Linked DNA regions of Homo sapiens: all the other regions are linked to region 1. Evidence: chromatin loops called from intact Hi-C (ENCODE). Cell type or tissue: endothelial cell of umbilical vein. All regions are shown on one strand. Region 1 overlaps FGD4 (FYVE, RhoGEF and PH domain containing 4). Region 2 overlaps FGD4 (FYVE, RhoGEF and PH domain containing 4). Region 3 overlaps FGD4 (FYVE, RhoGEF and PH domain containing 4).

Region 1 (8,000 bases):
ATCATGCCATGCACTCCAGACTGGACAACAGAGTGAGGCCCTGTCTAGAAATTTAGAAAAAAAAAAAAGAAAATCTACTTGTAAACACTTTTAGATTTTTAAATACATTTCTTTTTCAAATCTTTTTTAAGTTTTTATTTTATTTGTATTTTTATTTCAGGAATAGCACAAAAGAATCAAATCTTTATTTTTGAAGGAGATAAATCCAAATGCAGAAGCATCTTTGAGTGCCTTAAATTTACATTTTATGATCCTTATAAATAGCAGTGTCTGGCCAGACACAGTAGCTCATGCCTATAATCCCAGCGCTTTGGGAGGTCAAGGTGGTGGATCACTTGAGGCCATGAGTTAGAGACCAGCCTGGCCAACATGGCAAGACCCCATCTCTACTAAAAATACAAAAATTAGCCAGGCGTGGTGGCGCACACCTGTAACCCCAGCTAGTTGGGAGGCTGAGGCATGAGAATCGCTTGAACCTGGGAGGTGGAGGTTGCAGTGAGCAGAGAGTGTATCGATGGATTCCAGCCTGGGTGATAGAGCGAGAGACTCTGTCTCAAAAAAAAAAAAAAAAAAAAGCAGTGTCAAACATCCCAAATAAACACAATTTGCCAACCAAATTAATAATCTTTGCTGGCCCAACTCTTCCTGCTGTCTAAATACTTCAAAATTATTAATTCTAATAAGTTGTTGACTCAAGAGATTTCTGAAGGTATCATCACTCCTGTTGATAATTTTCCTCCTACCAATAGCCAGTTACATGAGGAAAGGATTGATAATTCCAATGAAAAGACCTGGCTTCTTTTCTAACTATTGGAGAAACTTTAGAAAAACTTTAGGCAAATCCTTTAAACTCTATGAGCCTGTTTCCTCTTTGGTAAAAATGAGGATTGTATCCCTACAGAATGGGTGAATGCTTCCTAAAACAAAAACTCCCTCCAAATTCAGTTGTACCCGTGAAGTATTGCTGTTAAATCTAGAACAATGAATGTAAAGTTATAAGCCACAGAATACAACCTGGACCCTATCACTAATTTGTCAAGTAACCTTAAGAAAGTCAATCTCTCTGGGCCTAATTAGTAAAAGAGATTACTGGACCAAATCACTAGTTCCAATAATTGTTATGGGCGATGGAGCACTTGAAATTAACAAACGATGATCTTTGCATAACACGTTTCAGTGGGATAAAATAAAATATTGATTTACCAGCTAAGTTCAGTTCTATCACACACAGGGGATATCTTATGAATGGAAAATTCAACCATATTATATATATTAGAAATTTAAAAAATCAGCCTGGGCACGTTGGCTCAGGCCTGTAATCTCAGCACTTTGGGAGGCCAAGGCAGGAGGATCACTTCAGCCCAGTTCAAGAGCAGCCTGGGCAACATGGCAAAATCCTGTCTCTACAAAAAAAACACAAAAGACACAAAAATGAGCATGGTGGCGTACACTTGTAGTCCCAATTACTCAGGAGGCTGAGGTGGGAAGATCACCTGAGCCCAGGGAGGTCAAGACTGCAGTGAGCAATGATCACAGTACTGAACTTCAGCCTAGGCAACAGAATGAGACCTTGTCTCAAATAGGAAAAAAAAAAAGAAAAACAAAGAAAAAATCACAGCTACCAGCATACAAGGCTACAAAAAAAATTGGCTGTTTGAGGTTTCCCTCTTAATCTGTATTCATTTGTACCTGTTATTTCACTTTGAATTCAGGCTCGTACTCCCAAGCAGAGAAATGGTAGAAAATAATGAAAATTAAAAAAAAAAAGTGAAAAATCATAAATGAGGAAATTATGTTACCTAATTAAAAGAAAACAATCCTGTCATTAATTATTAATTATTTAATTATTTAATTTCAGTAGCAGAACTCCACACCCAAGCTCCTTAGAGCAGAGCTAGAAGATCAAGGCACCAGATACTCTCCAAGGTCCCTTTCAGCCCTAGGGACTCTGTTTCTGGTTTCCACTGCAATTTGCATTCTATTTTTATATGCTACATACTGTTCCAGGCACAAATAACCATGTAATATTTTTAATAGTACCTGATAAACTGATCATTTTAGTAAGAGTCCAGTAAACATTTATTTACACATTTACACACACCCACAGAAAGCAATCCTTGTATTCTGAGTCCACTGAAGACATCTCAGAAGCTCAATAAACACTGTTAACAGTACATGTTATTCCATACTAATTTAATAAACCAAGGACAAACTGTCTTTTCTTGCAAAAGACCCTAGCAATTAGATATTAAAATTTTCCTTGCACACTGCAGTGTATTTGTGACATATACTTGTGGCATGCATAAGATAAGCTAGTTCCAAAATAAACACAGTGGTAAATAGTAAGGAAAATCTAGTAACTACAGTTCCTCGTCTTAAGATCATGACATCTTTAGGCATTATTATTTCAAGTGTTACAGTCCTGAACTAAGTTAATGGACAAAAACAAGCCAAGGCACACTTATGCTAAACTATAAAATGTCTCACATATGTATCTCTGATTTCTAGTTAAAAAAAAAATTATAAACAATGTTAAAATGGAATACTTAAAACTTCACTGTTTTTCTTGGTAGAAATTATGTATTTGCTTATAAGAAACTTTCTAATGACATAATGTAGAAATAAATAAAAAACTGAGGATAGAAGCCTTATTCTGCTTTTTAAAATCTAGAGGTTTTCAAATAACTCAATCCCTTCATCAAGTCCACTCCTGCTCATTACAGAGCTTAGAATAGGATACACCAGTTCCTGTTCTCGCATTTTCATTTTGTCCCAAATATCATCCTGTCAACACAGAAACAATGCACATTCAAATAAGCATTTACAGAAAAAGCAAAAGAAGCCCAGCTCATTAGCTGACTGAAGACCTTTATGTTTCAAATACAAAAGGGGAGATGGAAGTCACAGACCACTCAAACAAGAAAACGGCAGGTTATTTGTTCCTTTAAAAAGGACTGCATCTTTTTGTGGAAGAGGATCTACTGGAATTATTTAGAAATATACAGCAGCTCTAATTTTTCTAAACATTTATCAATTCTTTCAGTATAGCTTTTGACTACTTTGGTCAAGTATTTCTAGATTAAGTACATTCTAGGGCATGAGGGCATGACCTGAACTTTATAACATTTTGATCAAAACAGATCCAAAATTAAATTAATGATAATATTTGGCAGCATCAATCTCATTAATAAGATTATGGATAAATCCTCCCACGAGTTACTTTGCTTTCTGAACCTATCTTTGAGTTTTGAGCAGAATAAATTCTCCCAAAGCTGGCAATTCCAACAACCAAGGGGTAGTATCCTTTTACTACAGTAGTCTCATGTGAGCCACTAAATAGAAATTACTCAGGTGCTATGAAAACAGAAAGAAGTAAAGAAAAATAGATTGACTAAAGGGTAACTGTTCATCCACTGTCCCCTTACAAATACATGCCTAGTCTCTGTTCCCCTGCAGCCACAAATTATGGCAATAGTCACATGGGTACATTCTAATCACATAGCAAAAGTATACACTATTACAGTGAAAAAATGGGCACAAGGTATCTCCTGAATTTCAAGCAATTTTAGATAGCTTTTAGTAATAACTATAGGAGAGCTATAATATTTGCCAAGATTTTATTGAAGTTATCTTTAAATAAACACTTGACATACTATTTTAGCAAAAACATCAGCTAGAAAAAGATATCTTCAGCTGTTAATGACAGTAATGCTTGCAGGGTTTTACACAACAGCTGAGAAGGTTGGATGGAGACTAGTGGTCTGCAAACTGAAAGTGCACTCGTCCACTGAAATGATTACTTTTTCTATTGTTATGCTACTACTACAGCAATCACAATAATTCCTTTTGCTTTTTAAGTATTCACAAAGAAAATAACAGGATAACAATCTAGTCTAGAACTCTGTGACTATCTGCTATTATTTAATTCATTTATAGCATAACTTTATGATTCAGAAGGCAAATATTTTCATACATGGAAGTTCTTAAAATGACAGAGGACTAAGTTTCCTGATTCAGGATACAGAAATCTTAGACTAGATCATGCTGCCTCCTAGAGGCCAAAGGTACATAAAAACACCTCTATTTCACAAAAAGTCTTTAATTTTAACAAAAATCACATACCCTCAAATTTGAGTCTTCATAAAAGCTGCACAGAACATGTCCTGCTTATTATCTTAAGGGACTCTATTTTCTAGTTTTTGGGTAAATACCTTTGTACGTTAAAATACTGAACTGATTAGGGAAAGTCTACTGCAAATGATCCAACCTTGAGGAGATAAAAGAAATGGCATAGATATTCTGCTATCACAGAAATGGAATATAATATTCCAAAATCTATACTATATGTTTAAATACAATTATCCTGGTATTTTAAAATAAACTATCTAAAAGGAATATACTACTATACTTCATGATACAGCCATATGTCTAAAAAGGCTCTAAATATAAATAAAAAATTTTATGTATAAGTATAATCTACTGAACAAAATGCATAAAGGTGTTTCAATAGAGCAAACATACTGACAATGAACACACATGCAATCAACTGTTGCTGCTAAATCCTCATTCACAATGTTATTGTCAAAGAAATTTGTAGAAAATACTGAGATGAATAAACTTCTTAATTCAAGGAAGTACAAGAACAATGCAATCTTCCTCGTTTCTTCTTGGCTGCCTGCTGCTTCATTGTGTTTGTATAATAAAAGATCTGGCAAGTTGCAAGTCTCAATGCATTCACATGGGCAATTCCATAGCAGAGTTACCTTGGGAATAAACATGCTCTCTGGCACAAAGAACCATTCTAAGTAGGTCAAAGCTCCCCCAAACTGTATTTAGATCACCAGATGTTTCAAAAAACACTTTAAAATTCTGTCACTTCACCCAGAAAGGAAGAAAAATTTAAAAATCACAGGATACACTGTCAGAACAAGAACACTGAGGATGAAAAAAGGCAACTTAAAAGAAAATGTTCTGAGACTCTAAATTGTACTGCGGTCAATTTAAGATACCAGCAAAATATTTGGTCAAAAGCATGCTTTATGATCCTATTGAATTTAATTTTTAAAAGTAAAACAAAACTACTACAATCAAAGACAAACAGGAATCAAAACTTACTTAAAACAATCATTTAGTATGAAGGAATCAGCAGCTGGGACCTATCACATTGACAGTATTTTAAAGCATTAGCGATTTTTAAAAAATAAAAGCTTAGAAAAGACTAGTGATTGGCCCTAACCTATGTGCCTATGAAATTAAGACCAACAACAACAACAAAAAGTTTTTAACCAGTAACTTGGTTTAAAAAATTCTCTTTGCTATAAAATCCTCAACTATAGGAAAATGTCTTAAGTGACAGAAGAAAGACCACTTCTCTTAAGGAAGAGAGGATGCTGCTCATTTCCACTCTGCTTTTTGGGCAACTGAGATTTTGCATTTCAAAGAACGAAAGGCTAATCCCTTAATGAAGGTACTAGAAAGAGTAAAAACCCTTGCATGCGGTACAAATGCTCATTCCTTCAAGTCACTCCCATATTACTCATCCAGTGTGAATGTTAGAGAAAAGAACATTGCTCTGCTCCTGGAACACAGAGAACTTGTCTCTCATGTCTCGTTATCAGTGTGCCTATTTCTCCTCAATGCTATCAGGAATTTAATAACTGGCTACCAGGTTAGGAAATAAACCTTTTTTTTTTTAATCATTTCACATTTTATCTTCAGTTGGGGCTTTTTATTAACAGCTAAACACTCACAGAAATCGAGTCCACAATCTTTCCCTGGTGGCAAGAGTCCACTTACAAAGAAAACCGTGGAATTATTCTTGATGAGAAGGAAATAAATAACACCACCTAAAATATTTTTAGATGCAAATCAGACTCCTAATATAAAGATAGTTTTGATCCATTCATTCAACAAATATTTAATGAACTCTATACATCAGTTGTTCAGTTAGGTACTGGGTGTGGATTAGTAAATACAACAGGTGTGAGCCTTCCCTCCTCAATCTAAAGAATGAGATAAATGAAAATCTAAAAAATAAAGTATGATAATAATTATAGAAAAAAGTTTTTGAAAGCCTGAAACAATGAGCCCAAGTTAGGCTTCTTCTAAGCAAGTTGGGCAAGTTAATTATCTGTCTGAACACCATTTTGCTTCTCTGTAGGATGAGCACACAAAATTTATCAGCCAAACTGGAGTTCTTATCCAGGACTAATGATAAATTAAGAGATCCTAGGCTGGGTGCAGTGGCTCACACCTGTAATCCCAGCACTTTGGGATGCCGAGGCAGGTGGATCACTTGAGGCCAGGAGTTCGACACCAGTCTGGCCAACATGGCAAAACCCCATCTCTACTAAAAATACAAAAATTAGTCAGGCATGATGGCGCATACCTGTGATCCCAGCTACTCGGGAGGCTGAGACACAAGAATTGCTTAAACCCAGGAGGTGGAGTCTGCAGTGAGCCAAGACTGTGCCACTCTGCTCCAGCCTGGGCAACAGAGTGAGGCTCTACATTTAAAAAAAAAAAAATATATATATATCTATATTATATATATATATATATATAATATATATATAAAATATATATATAATATAGATATATATACACACACACGTTTTATAAATCTTTATTACATAAAACTATTTGGATGTGTTAATAATTATCAAAGCTGGATGATGGGTAAATGGGGGTCATACTAGTCTTTACTTTGCATAAGTTTGAAATTTTCTATAATAGAAAGTTCAATAAAATTGTGTATCTAGTGCATTCTCATTTTTTGAGACAGAATCTCACTCTGTTGCCCAGGCTGGAGTGCAGTGGCACAATCACTGCTCATTGCACCCTCGACCTGCTAGGCTCAAGCCATCTCCCACCTCAGCCTGCTGAGTAACTGGGACTAGAGGCATGCACCACCATGCCCAGCTAATTTTTTCATTTCTTGAAGAGACAGAGTATCTGTATGTTGCCCAGGCTGGTCTTGAACTCCTGGGCTCACTCACATGATCTTCCTGCTTCGGCCTCCCAAAGTGCTGGGATTACAGACGTGAGCCACTGCGCCCCACTTATTCTTTACCATAATACACTCTTGGCTATTAAGAGTCATAGGGTTCAAAGGACAACAGTAGACTAGAATTCAAAGCAAGGAGAATGCTCAAATAAAATCATTCACCTACCATGTGATCACTGAAGCTTTACTTTTTGTGTAAATCTAACCAATTCAGCCAGTTGTATTACTTTGCAGTGTAACTGCATTTACAAATTGATATACCTACACTCAGATTAATCACTTCTTCAGTAGCTTCCTACTTGTCTACCAATATTTAAATATTGTCTATCAAAAATTCATTCATAGACAAATGAATGCATTAACTTGCTTTTGGAGGAACAGTTATCTGCCCACTGATGGCTGCAACACTGACCACTAGATTCATTACGATTGAGAGATGATATCTGAATTCTGTCTGGTACTTACTGGCAATGAGAATTCCACAAAAATTTCTATGTACCACAGGCAAAGACATAAATTTTTTTCCTATACAACTGTTTCCCAAATCACTGAAAAATAATAGTGAAACAGGATGGCTTCCAGAAGAGTTACTTCAGTAGAATAGACTTAACAAAAGGAAATGTAAAGAAGAAAAAGAACTTTAAAGTCAGCATGCTTTTTAATCAGTCAGAACCTTGGGAGTCATTAAACAATTGTTCACAGAGTGTCCACATTTACGTAGCTTCCTATAAATTAGGGTAAGCGCATAGAATAAAAAACATTCAGGAAGTTCTATTGTCCAACAAAGTGACTTGTTTTTGAAGAAGGATCTCCACGGGAACATAGCTCGGGCAGGTAGGAAACTCTGTTATTGTTATCTTTAGAATATCAGCATGATCTTAAGTAGTAACTTACTTTTTTTTTTTTTTTTTTTTTTTTTTTTTTGAGATGGAGTTTCGCTTTTGTTGCCCAGGCTGGAGTGCAATGGAGTGATCTCAGCACTGCCACTATACCC
Region 2 (8,000 bases), 78 kb before region 1:
GCTGAGGTGGGAGGATCGTTTCAGCCTGAGAGGCAGAGGTTGCAGTGAGCCAAGACTGCGCCACTGCACTCCAGCCTGGATGACAGAAAGACTCTGTCTCAAAACAAAACAAAACAAACAAACAAAAAAACTGCTATAACGAAAGTAAAGCTGGGTGAAGGAACAGGCGTGCTATTAGGTGAGAGGCTATTATTATATCCTATATACAGGGAGGACAAGGAGGTCTCACTAATACTCTGCTAGCTGAGTAGACATGAAGGGAATAAGGCATAACATATTTTGAGGATTAGCATTCCAAGCAAAGTGTAAAACTACAAAAATCCTAAGGTAGAAGCACAGTTGATATGTTCAAAGAGAAATAAGGAAGACAACATGGATAGACTAGGGAGCATATTTGATGCTGAGGTCAGAAAGTTAAGGGGTAGGGATAGGGATAGGGGCTAGAGAAGGTAGGGCCTTGCACATCATTGAAAGAACAGGGGATTTCCTTTGAAAGAGATGGGAATTCACTGAAGGACTGCGAGCAGAGAAGTGGCAATTATCTGCCCTCCGTTTTTAGAGGTGCACACAGGCTGTTAGGTAGACAATGGACTCCAGGAGGTCAAGGGTAGATAGGAGGCTAGTAGAAGCAATCCAGGGGAAAGCTGTGTGTAACCTAAAGCAGGGCAAGTAACAGTAGAGGCAATAAGACATAGTCAGTTTGATATATCTTGAAGCAAGATTTGTTGCCAGATTGTACATAAGAGAAAAATGACTCAAGGAAGACTAGGTTTTTGGGACTAAGCATAAGAAATAATAACTGCTTTATGGCCAGGCGTGGTGGCTCACGCCTGTAATCCCAGCACTTTGGGAGGCCGAGGTGGGCGGATAATGAGATCAGGAGATTGAGACCATCCTGGCTAACACGGTGAAACCCTGTCTCTACTAAAAATGCAAAAAATTAGCCGGGCATGGTGGCGGGTGCCTGTAGTCCCAGCTACTCGGGAGGCTGAGGCAGGAGAATGGTGTGAACCCCGGAGGTGGAGCTTAGCGCCACTGCACTCCAGCCTGGGTGACAGAGCGAGACTCTGTCTCAAAAAAAAAAAAGAAAAGAGAGAGAGAAAAAAAAGAAATAACTGCTTTATAATGGCATGGAAAAGACAAGACCACAGTGACACAGTCTTTTTTGTTTGTTTGTTTAAATGTTTTAAAAATGTATTTGTGTGTACTTATTCTCTAAGAGGGTGAAAGACTCATTTTCCCCAGGCCAAGTTTTATTATAATAACCACCATGTAGAATGACCAAATTCTACGATTAACACTATTTTTCTTCTCCTAAGTGTTTTCCTTCTGCCTGCTTCAACGTATAACCAACTAACTTGTGTCAATTCGCCAGGGAATAAAAATGGAAGGATCTGTTCTAGCCAGAGCTTAGCAGGTGCTGTGGTGGGAGATAAATCAGAGAACACACACAAACCAGGGTGAAGACATTTACAAATGTACTTTAGCCAATAAAAATTAGCTTGTTATTTTATAAAGAAAACAGGTGCCTACAGTAAAGGTTATCAGAAGGTGGCTCAGGAAGTGGGCAGGGATGGTCCACAAAACATCTAAGAAAATACCTTTTTATTTTTGAAATAAATGACTTCAACTTTTCCCTGGATTATTCCAGGAGTCTCCTATCTACTCTTGACCTCCTCAAGTCTATTCTAGTATCTAAGAAGAACTGATTAAATTTAAATCTTAATCCTAGTTTGCAGTTTAGGTTACATGTACATTTGGATGTTTATTAAAGGAACACCAAGTTATCATTCTTCCAAAGAACTGCATAATATTTCCTATTGAGTCATTCATCATACTCTATCATATTTCATTTCTTTCATGTGAAAGGAGTTTGCCTGAAAGCGTAAGCTTTAGAAAGAGAAGTTTTTTCAGGTCATTAAAAAAAAAAAACTGTTATAAAATAACATGTGCACTAAATATGCATATTTACAATTTTTCTTAGATGATTTAACAAAATTATCCAGTAGTGTAGGCAGGAAGTGCTATATTACTGTCTTCTCAGTTTAAAAACCTAAAAAGGAACTTATAAAGTCCATATTGTTGTAGTGGCCACTCTCTAAAGGGTGCTGTCCATTAAAGCAGAAAACAAGAGCCAACAAGTTCTCTATGTTTATCAACATTCACCTCTCAAGCTTCATCTTCCTGTTCTAGAAATATTTTCCTCTCTAATTAAGAGCTGCCTTCCAGGAGGGAATACTGTCTCTCCAATCATCTCTAACTGTTTGAAGATAAATGAGAATGGACAGAAGCTATTTCAGGAAAAAGAGAACCTAAAACTTCACTGCTTGGGGTGAGAAAACACTTCCCTTTTGCTGCATTTCTTTTTTTTTTTTTAATTTCATATTTAGAGTATGATGGTAAATTTTGGAGAGATCACAAGACCTCCAAACTTTATGCAAGAGTGGTGGAACGCCTGCAAAAGAATTCAGGCTTCTGCCTGAGTGATGGAGGGAGCAGGGGCAGGCATGGACTGGGCTGCTTAACCCTCCCGCAGCTACTAGAACCTGGGAACGGAGCCAGCTGTGCAGCTGCAGGAGTGGCGCCTCAGCTCTCCTGAGGCAGTGCTGTCACCAACCCCAACCTTGGGCTTCCACACTCAGCGTATGCCCCTGACACTTAAGGAAGGAAAGAGCCACACCACCATCAGAAAGAATACTGGTAACTGTGAAGGCTGCCGGTTCTAAGTTGTAGTTTATCTTGTTCAGCAGTGTGGACATTTTTCAGTGAGGCTTATATCCAGTCAAAAACGAATGGGAAAATAAACAAAATGAACCCATTTCAGTGATTAAAAATATTTTTAGCAGACATTTCCCGTCACATGATTACATTTCTATCACACAGTTGAATTACATTTCTATTTCAAAGACTCAATTTCTCATTAATATGCTCTCTACAACACTCAAAGAGACCACAGTGGCTTAATACTACTACCACTAACAATTTTTAAAAAACAAACTCATGCCTATCTCTACAATGTTGTCTTTTACAGAAAAACAAATAATACTTACTCCCCTGAACTTCACCAAAACAAGACTGGGATGGTGGGAATTTTTGTTTGTTTTAACAGAACAATGCTCCGTGCAGTAGCACTAGAAAAATGATTAGTGGTAAATATTTCTTAACATTTGTTCACACCAGAAATGGGAGGAAAAAGAGAAAACTGTTCCTTTCTTTCTCTATATTTCTCCCCTCAATGACCAAATTTCCAAACTTTACTTATGATAATAAAAATAAGCCAGAGAAACTTAACTATCAAACTCATTTGTATCTGGTTAGCCCAGAAGAAGCCTCCTGGAGAGCCAAAACCCATCAATAGCACATATTTTAATCTTGAACTTGAAAACCAATGTGAGCTTTATTAACTTTAAAAGAAAACCAAACTCTGCCACTTTTACATCCCTCGGCATGCAGTGTTATAAAGTGACCCACGCTGGGGAAGAAAAAAATATATCTACTAGAAAATGAAACCACTTACCTTGATCAGTGGACATGATTTCACATATACTGATAATTAATCTACTCTGGTTTAATAAAAAGATATTTGGCTTTACTCTTTTAAAGTTCATGTGATAAAATCTCACTCCTGGCTGTAAAGCTTCAGGGAGGCTGAAGATTACACAGGATCTGCCAGGAGCTCAGACCAATGCACTATGACTTCAGTGCATTCTTCGAACTTACTGCCCAAGGACGACCTTATGCAAAACATGCCACACCTCCCCAGAGGACGGACTGCTGCAGTACATTGCATGAGAGGGAGTGTATGAGCACAGAGAGACTTCTATTTATCAAAGTAAAGTAAACAACTGAGGCACATGGAACCTTTAAAAGCATTCAAAGTACAGCTGGGAATAGGGCGATTTCTAAATGGACTAATGCCTTAACTATTAGTAATGCTCTAAAAAAGCTAATGGGAAAACAGTTTGTTTCTATTTTAACAGGGCTCCTGCCCTGGACCAAAGATGTTGGTTACAGATTCATGATTCACAAGCTTAAGATGTTAAAATCTCATTTTGAATGACCTCAAATATCCCATTTATGTTTTCCTTTCCAGCATAGCTCATTGATTTCAGTGACTAAATAATACAGAATTAATAAATACTACATACAAATTTCCTAAGGAAAACAAGTCGTATATGTTATTTCAAAACATAGTTTAACTGGTAAAATATTTATTACTCATTTTTATCTGTCTTTATAAGTACATTAGTAATTTCTCATGGCCTTGAAAAATCAGAAAATGTCAGATTAAAGCCAGGCGCGGCGGCTAACGCCTGTAATCTCAGCACTTTGGCACGCCGAGGTGGGTGGATCACCTGAGGTCAGGAGTTCGAAACCAGCCTGGCCAACATGGTGAAATCCATCTCTACTAAAAATACAACAATTAGCCGGGTGTGGTGGCATGCACCTGTAATCCCAGCTACTCAGGAGGCTGAGGCAGGAGAATCGCTTGAACCCAGGAGGCAGAGGTTGCAGTGAGCTGAGATTGCGCCGCTGCACTCCAGCCTCGGTGACAGAGTGAGACTCCATCTCAAAAACAAACAAACAAACAAAAGAAAATGTCAGATTAAAATATTTATAAAATCATAATGAGTTAACAGGTTACAGACATTCTCCCTCACTGGGGAAAATAACCTCTCCAACCCCCTCCTCTTTGTGTCCAGACACAGTAGTTCCCTCTCTCTAGTGTGCACTTGAATCACCTACTGGGTTATCAAGACATACATCACTGAGTGCCCTATCAAAGTCAGATTCAGTGCATGGTGGGGCCACATAATTTGCATTTCTAACAAGCTCCCAGGTGACAGTGACACTGCTGACCTGGGCCTTCACTCCAGGAATCACACTTTGAGAACCACTGGGGCAGTGAATTGCTGGGTTAGGGAGGATTAAAGGACTTGCTAAATTGCACACCTGCTAGGAGCTGATGGATGTCAGGCAGGAGCCAATACAGTGCTGAGGATGAGGTGTGAGGGGTTTGTTCTCCCACTTCAACACAAGCTCCCCATCAGGACACAAAGGTTGTCAATCATTCTAATGAAAGTGGTACTTTTTTAATAACAGAAATGTGTATATAAGGCATAAATAAATAAGCTTTACAATTAATCTGATACAGAATAGGGTAATAGTACATGGAGAAAAAAGTCAAAGAGAAGAAACCTGAATTGTTTTTAACTCCTTTGCAAACTCCACCCATATGTGTTAAAATTTCACTGTGGCAGAGAATCTGTTTAGGTTTGGTTCCAAGACCACTTAGCCTTAGCAAATTTCAGTAATGTAAAAACCAGAATACTTCCCTGTCACAAAAATGCCCCAACGTCTGTCTGTACTTCCTGAGCTTTGATAGCAATGTTTAAATTGTAATCTCAGGTTTGGTATTAAAACAAACACTTTAAAAAAAAAAAAAGCTAACATGTGCTCTCTGCCCATTGCTATGTTAAGCATTTTCCATGTAGAATTTCATAAAGTCCTTATTGCAGGGTAATAATTTATCACCATCTTACAGAAGAATATCACTCTGTAAGGTAGTGTTAATTTATCACCATTTTGCAGAAGAGAAAACTAAGTTTAGGAGGTCAAAAATCTTGATCACTCATGCTAGTACAGTGATAACCATTAAGATATTAAATTCACTGTTGTACAACAAATTAAGATATAATGGTATAGCAGTCACCCTTTACCTGTGATCAACTTCAGTCTGAAAATATTACATATAATATTTTGAGAGAGATACCACATTCACATAATCTTTATTACAGTATATTGTTATAATTGTTCTATTTTATTGCTATTGCTGTTAATCTCTTACTGTGACTAATTTATAAATTAAACTTTATCATAGCTATGGATGTAAAGGAGAAAACATAGTATATATACTGTTCAGTACTATATGCAGTTTCAGGCATCCACTAGGGTCTTGAAATACATCCCCTGTGGATAAAGGGACACTACTGTATTCACTTTTAATCTTTATAGATGAAAGCCAAAAATCAAAACATGGTTTGCAGGAGAAAGTGATAACTAAAATAAAATATAACAATTATGATTGACTCTCAATTGCCCACAAGTGGACAATCTGTAATAATCTGCAGCATCTACCACAAACTTAACACTAAATTCTAGGCTACCCAATAGGAGCAATAGCAGTTTCTCATCAGGTGGGAATGCACTTATCCTATGAGCCAGCAATCCTAACTCTTAGGTACTTAACCTAAGTAAAAGGAGGATTTACATTGACAAAAAATGTTTACAGAGCCTTTATTCATAATCATCCAAAACTAGAAATACCCACTTGTTCTTCAAGTAGTGAATGGGAAACAAACTGTGGTACATCCACACAATGGCATACCACACAGCAATAACAAGGGATGAACAAAGATACCTGCATGTGCATTAGAAAGAAGCCAACGTAAAGGGCTACACATATGTGATAAAATGAGACACTCTGGAAAAGACAAACTTACAGGAATAGTAAACAGATCCAAGGTTGCCAGGGCTGGTGGTAAGGGAACTGACTTTTCATAAAACGGCATGACAGAATTTTGGAACTAAAGGGACTGTTCTGTATCTTCATTGTGGTGGTGGTGGTTATATGACTGCGTGCATTTGTCAAAACTCAGAATTGTACCCTAAAGAGGTTGAATTTTAATGTATGTAAATTATCTTTTAATTTTAAAAAATTTAGAAGCAAATAAAAGCAATTTATTCATTAAAAAAGAGGCTAGGAGGGCCGGGTGGAGTGGCTCACAGCTATAATCCCAGCACTTTGGGAGGCCGAGGCGGGCGGATCATGAGGTCAAGAGATCGAGACCATCTGGCCAACGTGGTGAAACCCTGTCTCTACTAAAAATACAAAAATTAGCTGGGCATGGTGGCACGCGCCTGTAGTCCCAGCTACTTGGGAGACTGAGGCAGGAGAATCGCTTGAACCCAAAAGGCAGAGGTTGCAGTGAGCCGCGATCGCACCACTGCACTCCAGCCTGGCGACAGAGCAAGGCTCTGTCTCAAAAAAAAAAAAAAAAAAAAAAAAAAAAACCAAAGCTAGGAAACTGATTGTCATAGATAGTGTAAACTCAACCCTAAATAATTTTTGGTATATCCACTATGCTCCTCATTGTCAACAGTAGAGATAATCACTAATCCATTTTCTGTGATTTACAAAAAACTTGGCAAATTTATTAAAAGTGATCTAATTAATTCCCCATACATTATCCATTTGTAAAAGCTGAAGTTTATGATACCATATCAAAAGGGATCTATTAAATAAATATGTTTAGTGATTTTAAGGTTGTCATAGATATCAGTCTTGAAAAACACCTAAAATCCATGCCACTGAACTCACAGCTATTCATAAAATACCTCCAGCTCTGAAGACTTAGTGGCTATCATCCAGCCCTTTCACCTCTCCCTCCTTGTAGCAATGTTATTTTGATACACATTGCACTGAATAAGAAACTTACCAACTTCTGCCAAACATTCACGTGATATTTCTTTTTTTGAGATGGAGTCTCTGTCACCCAGGTTGGAGTGCAGTGGTGCGATCTCAGCTCACTGCAACCTCCGCCTCCTGGGTTCAAGCAATTCTCATGGCTCAGCTTCTCTAGTAGCTGGAATTATAGACACGTGCCACCAGGCCTGGCTAATTTTCGTTTTTTTAGTAGAGACAGGGTTTCACCATGTTGGCCAGTCTGGTCTCAAACTTCTGACATTGAGTGATCTGCCTGCCTCAGCCTCCCAAAGTGCTGTGATTACAGGCATGAGCCACCATGCCCAGCCCACATGATATTTCATAATAATGTTTTTTATTATATTAAATTTTAAAATAAAAGCCTACCTATATTATATTCAACAGCTTACCATTTTCCATGGAAATGATCTGAAATCAAGAATTTTATAGGCAACCTGCACTTCCTGGATTAAAACCTATATATCTACAATGTTTAAAAATAAAGAAGTGAATA
Region 3 (8,000 bases), 130 kb before region 1:
TTCTTTATGACTCTTCAGCACATGTTCTCATATGTGATTTCATTTTAGGTAGGAAGAATTTTCCTAAAAACATATACCAAAAGCTACTAAAAGGTTTTGCAGCTTTTCCTATCTACTTATTAGAGGTTATAGTCAAAACAAAATGTACGTAAATGACCTAAGTAAATTATCAGGTTTTTATAGGACATGAATGAATATTTCTTAATCATGGGAAGTTTCTATTCAAATCTGCTGTCAGTTAGATAATTATATTCTTCTATGGAAAGAGAGTGGGTACCCTTTGTACAGGTACATACATCTCTGTGGTCCCTAAAGCCCATTCTCTGGTAAAGAAGTTGAGTCAACTTAGGGAATGAATATTTGATTTTGTACCACAATTTATCAGATGCATCAACACTTTGATATGTCATTTTATATGTCTTGTCACAAACTGAAGCCTTCATTGGGGCTGCAGGCTGTTAAATTAAAATTAGATCACAAGGACATTTGAATGTCACATAATTGGTCTAACCTATTACTTGTATTAGACATCTTTGTTCTGTGATATTCCAAAGTTCTGCAGATTCTTTATCATGAAACTAAGGAGCTGGGAAATCAAGGAAGCTATCACAAGTGAGAGATGGTGACAACCACCACTATTTAATGAATACTTACTACGTGCACTATTCTATGTACTGCACATGAGTTATCTCTTGTAATCCTAATCCATCTGTGAAGCAGGAGTATTATCACTCTCATTTTATAGATGAGGAAGCTGTGCCATCATGAGGTTAAGTAACTTGCCCAAAGTCATACAGCTAGTAAGCGAATGAGCCAGGATTCAAACCCGGGTCTGTGAAAACCAACTTGTGCTCTGCTACAGCCTTTTGCATGAGGAGAAATCCCTCTGGATTTGGGGAACAAGAAAACCAGGAGGTAGAGGAATAAAACACAGGTTTCATGGTCAAATAAGATCATGTCATAAATGCCATCAAAAGGGTCATGAGGTCTCAAGAACTATTTGTTAACAGTAGGGAATTTATCACTAGGCTCACATTATTAAAAAGAGAGAGAGAGAGAGAACACCCACTTATGATATGCATATATCATTCCTTGCTTTTTTTTTTTTTTTTTTTTTAGATGAAGTCTCACTCTTGTCCCCCAGGCTGGAGTGCGATGGCGCGATCTCGGCTCACTGCAAACTCTGCCTCTCGGGTTCAAGTGATTCTCCTGCCTCAGCACCCACTGAGTAGCTGGGATTATAGGCGCCTGCCACCATACCCAGCTAATTTTTGTATTTTTAGTAGAGACGAGGTTTCACCATGTTGGCCAGGCTGGTCTAGAACTCCTGACCTCAGGTGATCCACCTGTCTCGGCCTCCCAAAGTGCTGGGATTTCAGGCATAAGCCACCGCGCCCGGCATTCCTTGCTTTATAATATAGTGTCATAAGCATCAACAGGCTGTCAGCTCGGCATGATCCTTCAAGAAGCTTCAAGAAGTAGTCCAGGCCTACTTGTGACTTACCACCAATATTTTCCCAAACTTAGGTCTTCCACACTATCCAATTCAAAACTTGAAATAAGAGGGGAGAACAATGAGTGAGAGTTAATGGCACAATCTCAGCTCACTGCAACCTCTGCCTCCTGGGTTCAAGGAGAGTTAAAAGTGAGAGCTTTTAATCTGAAGGTTTCAATTACGTTCTTTCGTGACATGGGGAGGAGGGGGAAACAGAGGTTGCACAAAGAAAAAAAGTTTGGTTACTTGCACAAGATCAGACAGGAAGTAAGTGGTGGTGAAGAGAGAACAACTTTGGTCTTCTTATAATCTATGTAGTGTAAGTTACACTAAAGAGTCCTTTGAGTTTTATAGAAATTAAAGAACAGGCACCAAGAAAAACTGAATATGTATACACATTAAATAACTGAATTAACCTGTCTAAAGACTTAGTCATCAAAGTATCTCAGTCATTTATAAACGCTTTATGTTAATTCTGTTAAGTCAGAACCTTGTATACACTAATGAGAGTACATCATGTGGTAATAACCAACAGTCCTCAGGCAGGAGAAACAAAATACAGGAACCCTAAGTTAAAAAAGAGGTGGTATGCAAACTTCTCTGTGTATCCTACAGTGGGAGAACCGAAAGAGAGGTGCTGGTATTAACCTGGCAGAATGTGTTGAAATTTGGATCTATTAAATGACATATTAGGCTTTGAGTCTATTGATCTTGATTCACAAGTGAGGAAACAGGATGTTTAATTAATAAACACATAGCTTTTATATGCCAAGGCACTGTTCTAAAGTACTTTACAACTAGTACATGATCTATACCTCATAATGTTACAAGGTAGATATGTTATCTCCATTTTACAGATGAGGAAACTGAGGCACAGGGAGGTTGAAGTAATCTGCTCAAGGTCACAGAGCTAGTAAGTAGCTGAGTGGGATTCAAATCTAGAGGACCTGGCTCTTGAGTCTGTGTTCCTGACCACTAGGTTAGGTATCTGGCTTTTTAATTTGTTTTTAACCCCATATAAAGCAAGATTTTAGCTTTCCATTTCTCTCACACTCAACTAAACTGGGTCTTTCTACACGCTGTGACCTCTAAGCACCTGATCTTTCCCAATTCTCCTGGTTCAACTCAACGTTCTGTTAAACCCCATCCTTTGTTCTCTTGGCACTGCTGACTTGCTGATCCTGGCTAATTCCCACTCCAAGTTTGCTTTTTCTCTTTCTTGAATTCCAGGCCACTCAGCAATGCTGGGAAGACTTCTGATTGGCTCTATAGTCTTTGCCCGATGCTCTCAGAATCATGGTCACTGTTGCCACAACAGCACCTTCTCCAAGCTCCAAGTCTTGCACCTGGAGGACTTCTTGCTGGTCTTGGCAGAGGACTGCCCAAATCGACACTTCAATCACCAAGCCTGCAAGCTACCTCCGTGCTGTGGTCCCTCAGTCCGTCCTAGATTCTCCATGACTTCTCCGTTTCTGCTAACAACAGTGAATTCACACTAATAGCCATGATGTAAACCTTAGCTTTATCAGTGAGGCCTTTTCCCTTTACTTCAGGATATCTTGAGTAATGGTCATTTGTTGTCTTAACTCTCCATCTCAACTGTAAGTTTCTTCTTTGTATTTACTGCGGTGCCTTGCCCATAGCCTATGTGCAATATACATTTGCTCAACTTTGTTCAATTACTCAAGTTCACCAAGTTATATACTAGTATACAGCTAGTTAGCTATCAAGGCCTACTAAAGGCTAGGTCTCCAAGTTAACTCCTAGTTCCATATTCTAAATGCTGACCATGCTTTTTTCCTTAAAGCTTTCCAATATGCCTGCACCCCTACCCCATTCCCCTCCATCCCTGTGGTTCCAAAACACTGTTCTCTCTTCTTTCTCCTCTTGGACAATTTATTAAACATCCTTTTCTATTGTTTGTGCTTCATGGCTCAACTCTTGGCCCATTTCCTGTTCCTACACATTCTGCTTTGGCAATGTTAATCACACCCTCATGCACCATCCTCTTAACATTCTTACCCTCTTTCCTGGGCTCTGGATCCACAGTTCCACTTGCTTAATTAATATCTCCAAATGGATGTTTTGCAGGAACCATAAACTTAGTATAAGAGTACAAAACTAACCTAATTAGCAACTCTACTTCCTTCTCTCAAACCCACACCATTACTTTCCTTCCTGTCATCTCAATGATTTCAACATGTCAGGAAGCCATGGCCTGGAGAGTTTGTTAAAGTGATGTGTCTGGCCAGGCACAGTGGCTCACACCTGTCAGCACTTTGGGAGGCTGAGGCGGGTGGATCACTTGAGCTCAGGAGTTCAAGACCAGCCTGGGCAACATGGTGAAAACCTATCTCTACAAAAAATACAAAAATTAGCCAGGCGTGATGGTGCATGCCTGTAGTCCCAGGTACTCAGGAGGCTGAGGCAGGAGAATTGCTTGAACCTAGGACGTGGAGGTTGTAGTGAGCCGAGATAGCGTCACCGCACTCCAGCCTGGCAGCCTGGGCAACAGACCGAGACCCTGTCTCAAAATAAATAAATAAATAAATAAATACAGAATAAAAAATAAGCAATAGCCATTAAAATTTTTTAATTACAAAAAAAGTGATGTGTCAGTGGTCACCTAGCTAGTAAGTGACGGGGCTGGGATTTGAACTCAGGTATTTTCATTCCAAAGCCTTCATGCCTAAACCAATAAATCGTAATGCTTCCAGAATTTTTTTTTTTTTTTTTTTTTTTTTGAGAGAGTCTCACCCTGTCATCCAGGCTGGAGTGCAATGGTGCGACCTAGGCTCACTGCAACCTCCACATCCAGAATTCAAGCAATTCGCCTGCCTCAGCCTGCTAGTAGCTGGGACTACAGGTGCTTGCTACTGCGCCCAGCTAATTTTTGTATTTTTAGTAGAGATGGGGTTTCACCATACTGGCCAGGCTGGTCTCGAACTCCTGACCTCAGGTGATCCCCCTACCTTGGCCTCCCAAAGTGCTGGGATTACAGGGGTGAGCCACTGCACCCAGCCCAGAATATTCTATTTTTGTAAGACATCTACACCTGGACTTCCAAGAAGCCCCTCAATTCAGTATTGCAAAATGTAATTTATTTTTTGCCCACAAAATAGGTTCTGCCTTCCATTCTCTTGTAGTTCATGTGCCATCTGCCAATTCATCCAGCCTAGGAGTTGAACCTGACTTAACCCCCACATCTAGCCACAAGGTCCTCAGAATCTTCCTTGTCTCTCACCCTCTGCTTCATCCAGGCCCCCTTCATCTCACACCTGGACTAGTACAGTTGCTTCCTAACCACGTGCCCTGCTCCATCTGTTTTCCCTTTCATCTGACTCATTTTTCAAAAACCCACACATGTGTCATCATGTCACTTCCATGCTTTAATTGTTTCTGAGGCCAGATAATATTAGGCTTATGGAAAGTTTGAATTCATATGGGGGAAATACCTATGTATAACCCAACAAAACAGGATACAGAGTGACCATACATTATGCGATCAAGTATGTTTTTTCAAACAGCTCAGAAAAACAAGCTAGAATATCAAATATCTAAGCAATTCTCACTGGTAGAATTATGGGTGTGGTTTTTGTGTGTATTTTCTGTGCTTTGCCAATTTTCTTCTTTTTCAATGAAAATTGTAAACTTTTAGCAACTTAAAAGGTTTTAAAAACCTTTTAAGATTTTTAAACTTTTTAAACTTCCAAACTTTTAAAAGTCTCTAATGTTTTCAGGAAAAAAATATGTATATTCTTAACAGGCATTCAAAAGCCCATTGCAGTCTGTTCTTAGCTTACTCTTCTAAATCTAGCCTTGTACCTCTGTATTAATTTCTCTAGCCATTCTGACCTCTGATTATGCAGTCAGAAATATTCCTCCAAATGCAGCATCTACAATCTTGCCTCTACTCATTGCTCACACTTTCACTCACCCCCATCCCAGCGTATCTTTGATCTCACCCAGCAATCTCCCATCCTTGCTTCAAGGCTACTTCAACTGCTTCTCAGCAGCCTGGCCCTCAACTAGTACTCCTGGGGCACAACTGCTCCTTCATCTGCATTTCCCTTTTTTTTTTTTTTTTTTTTTTTTTTGAGACAAGGTCTCAGCTCTGTGGCCCAGGTGAGAGTGAAGTAGCAGGATCATAGCTCACTGCTGCCTCGACCTTCTGGGTTCAAGCAATCCTCCCACCTAAGCCTCCCGAGTAGCTGGGACTACAGGCAAGTGCCACCGCACCCAGCGAACTTTTAAATTTTTTGTAGAGATGGGGTTTTGCCCGTTGCCCAGGTTGGTCTCAAACTCCTGGACTCGAGAGATCCTCTGCCGTAGCCTCCCAAAGTGCTGGGATAGCAAGTGTGAGCCACTGCACCTGGCCCAGTCATCTGTATTTCCAAAGCACTTACTGTATCATATTATGTCAATTTGTGTATGTCTCTCACCCCTCAGCAGACTGAGGCTTTGTTGATAGGGCTTGTCTAGTCCATTTCTATGTTGCTGGTGCCCAGGAGAGTGAGACTGGCACACTGAATTTTTTAATTGAACAGTTCAATTTTTTTCACATTTTTCTTTCTTATATTATGAACCTAGTAAACTGAGTAGCCACAAAAAAGAATTTTCTGAGTTCACCGTTCAGTTCTAAGTGAATAAAGAAAAGTTGCCTTTAAGATATACATATATATATATATATATATATATATATATATATAAAATTTTTGAGACAGGGTCTCACTCTGTCACCTAGCCTGGAGCGCTGTGGTGGGATCTCAGCTCACTGCAACCTCTGCCTCCCAGGCTCAAGCGATCTTCCCACCTCAGCCTCCTGAGTAGCTGGTGGTGCATGACACCACACCAGCTAATTTTTTGTATTTTTAGTAGAGATGGGGTTTTGCCACGTTGCTCAGGTTGGTCTCCAACTCCTGGACTCAAGCAATCCACCCACCTCGGCCTTCCAAAGTGCTGGGATTACACAGGTGTGAGCCACCGCACCCGGCTGCTCTCCTTTCTTTCATTCCCTATCCCTTCATTTTCCCACTCCTATGGGCATTTGGGAAATGCCCATCAAATCTAACACAGCTTAAATGAAACACATTTAAGACTATTCTGAAGTAAGTATCTATTTCCACTTCCAGGAAGATTAAAGTTTTTCAGTTGTCTGCATATTGAAATTAAAAATATTCCATTATATCTTAGAAGTTCAACACATTGGACAGCTTAAGCAGCAGCTGATAATCTGGTGTGCTATGCTAACAAGGGAATATACCTATATCACAGCATAACAGAATTAATATATAATCACTGAAATGGGCCTTAAGATTTTTCTTTTTTTTTGGGAGGGGGGGGTTACAACATGAAGATAGGGCCTTAAGATTATATACAGTTTAGATGCTTTCACTAAACACACAAAGAATTATTGACTTGTTCAAGCTCATACTGCTAGTTAATAGACAAGCCAGAAGTAGAATTGAGATTTCTTTGTTCTAATTGTGTGGTCCACTATATTACCATTGACATTTTTATTAATTTCTTTTTCTTAATTGTGGTAAAATATACCTAATAAGATTTACCATCTTAACACTACTGAGATGTATGTTTGCATTTAGGAACAAGGAAAGGCAACATAACAAACATCAGTGCAGCAAAGGTGAACACACTGCCGCAGCACACTTATGAAATCCTAACATTCCATTTTAACAGGAGAGATGTGGTGTTCGCATCAACCGCTCTGCAGAGAAAATTTGCTTTTTCTTCCCACATACAGCATGTGCCATCCACTGTGTAAAGGCCCATTCAGGAGAAAGGCCAGTAGTACTATTCTATGTTTCACTAGTTTAATAGGAAAATTCTATAAAATCTCTCCCAAAGAGGTAAGATTCATCTAAGAAAATGCATCCATAATAATATGTGAAGGGAAGAAAAAGTACCATCCAACAACCATAGGCATCATCACCAATTAGAATATTTTTCTTTGTAAGAACAGCTCTTACTATTTTATATATACTTGTTGGAGGCATCATCCCAACAGTGGCAAAAGATTTTCTTGGTTCTATAACCTTCTCTTCCTTCCATCATGGTTCACGAACAAATAAACTAAAAATCTATCATTGTATTGAGGCATAGGGATTCACTTTGCAATGTCCTGTTTCTTTACTGTTTCAGATAATGTTACCAAGTATGACTCACTTTCTCCCACCCACTTTTTTCTTTAAACTTTGTCTGCTTCAGAGTCAGTATATGTTTCACCAGCAAATCAGCTCTTTCTTAGCTGACATTGTGCATATGAGCAGAAACCCCATCCAGGCAGTTCATCAAATCACTTTCTTCTTTAGAAAGGACAGAAATGTCCAGTTCTCAACAATCCCACCAGCTTATTACCCATGGCTGCTTCATTTATTGACATTTCTTGCATTTAGCCATTTAAGTTTGTGATGTGTTGCTTCAGGGACACAACACTAGCCTGGGAGTCACAGCATGAGGGTTGTGAGCTATTATTCAAAAAACAGCG

The links. Hi-C counts contacts between places; a loop is a spot of excess contacts. Peaks named below come from ENCODE experiments on the same cell type or tissue, not always from the same donor. Only the 100,000 strongest peaks of a DNase experiment are listed, where the experiment ranks them.
Region 2: a loop joins it to region 1, with 4 times the contacts of the local background. A loop is called at or near these places in 32 of 110 quality-filtered maps.
Region 3: a loop joins it to region 1, with 7 times the contacts of the local background. A loop is called at or near these places in 5 of 110 quality-filtered maps.

The regions. Positions count from the first base shown.
Region 1 is chr12:32,451,765-32,459,764 of GRCh38, reverse strand. All of the region lies in intron 1 of FGD4 (FYVE, RhoGEF and PH domain containing 4), which reads right to left. Among named protein-coding and RNA genes, the nearest start is that of FGD4, 56 kb to the right of the region's middle. RefSeq lists an enhancer at 5,867-6,656. In endothelial cell of umbilical vein, a CTCF peak has its summit at 4,045 (motif pointing left); DNase peaks (open chromatin) are centred at 2,294, 3,974, 4,694, 7,704 and 1 weaker place; H3K4me3 peaks cover 174 bases; H3K27ac peaks cover 6,031 bases.
Region 2 is chr12:32,530,016-32,538,015 of GRCh38, reverse strand. The region is part of intron 1 of FGD4 (FYVE, RhoGEF and PH domain containing 4); the gene reads right to left. Among named protein-coding and RNA genes, the nearest start is that of FGD4, 130 kb to the right of the region's middle. In endothelial cell of umbilical vein, no CTCF peak of the experiment used is centred here; DNase peaks (open chromatin) are centred at 1,905, 2,095, 2,585 and 3,815; H3K4me3 peaks cover 1,745 bases; H3K27ac peaks cover 3,866 bases.
Region 3 is chr12:32,583,427-32,591,426 of GRCh38, reverse strand. The region is part of intron 4 of FGD4 (FYVE, RhoGEF and PH domain containing 4); the gene reads right to left. Among named protein-coding and RNA genes, the nearest start is that of DNM1L, 92 kb to the left of the region's middle. In endothelial cell of umbilical vein, no CTCF peak of the experiment used is centred here; DNase peaks (open chromatin) are centred at 4,886 and 7,696; H3K27ac peaks cover 1,507 bases.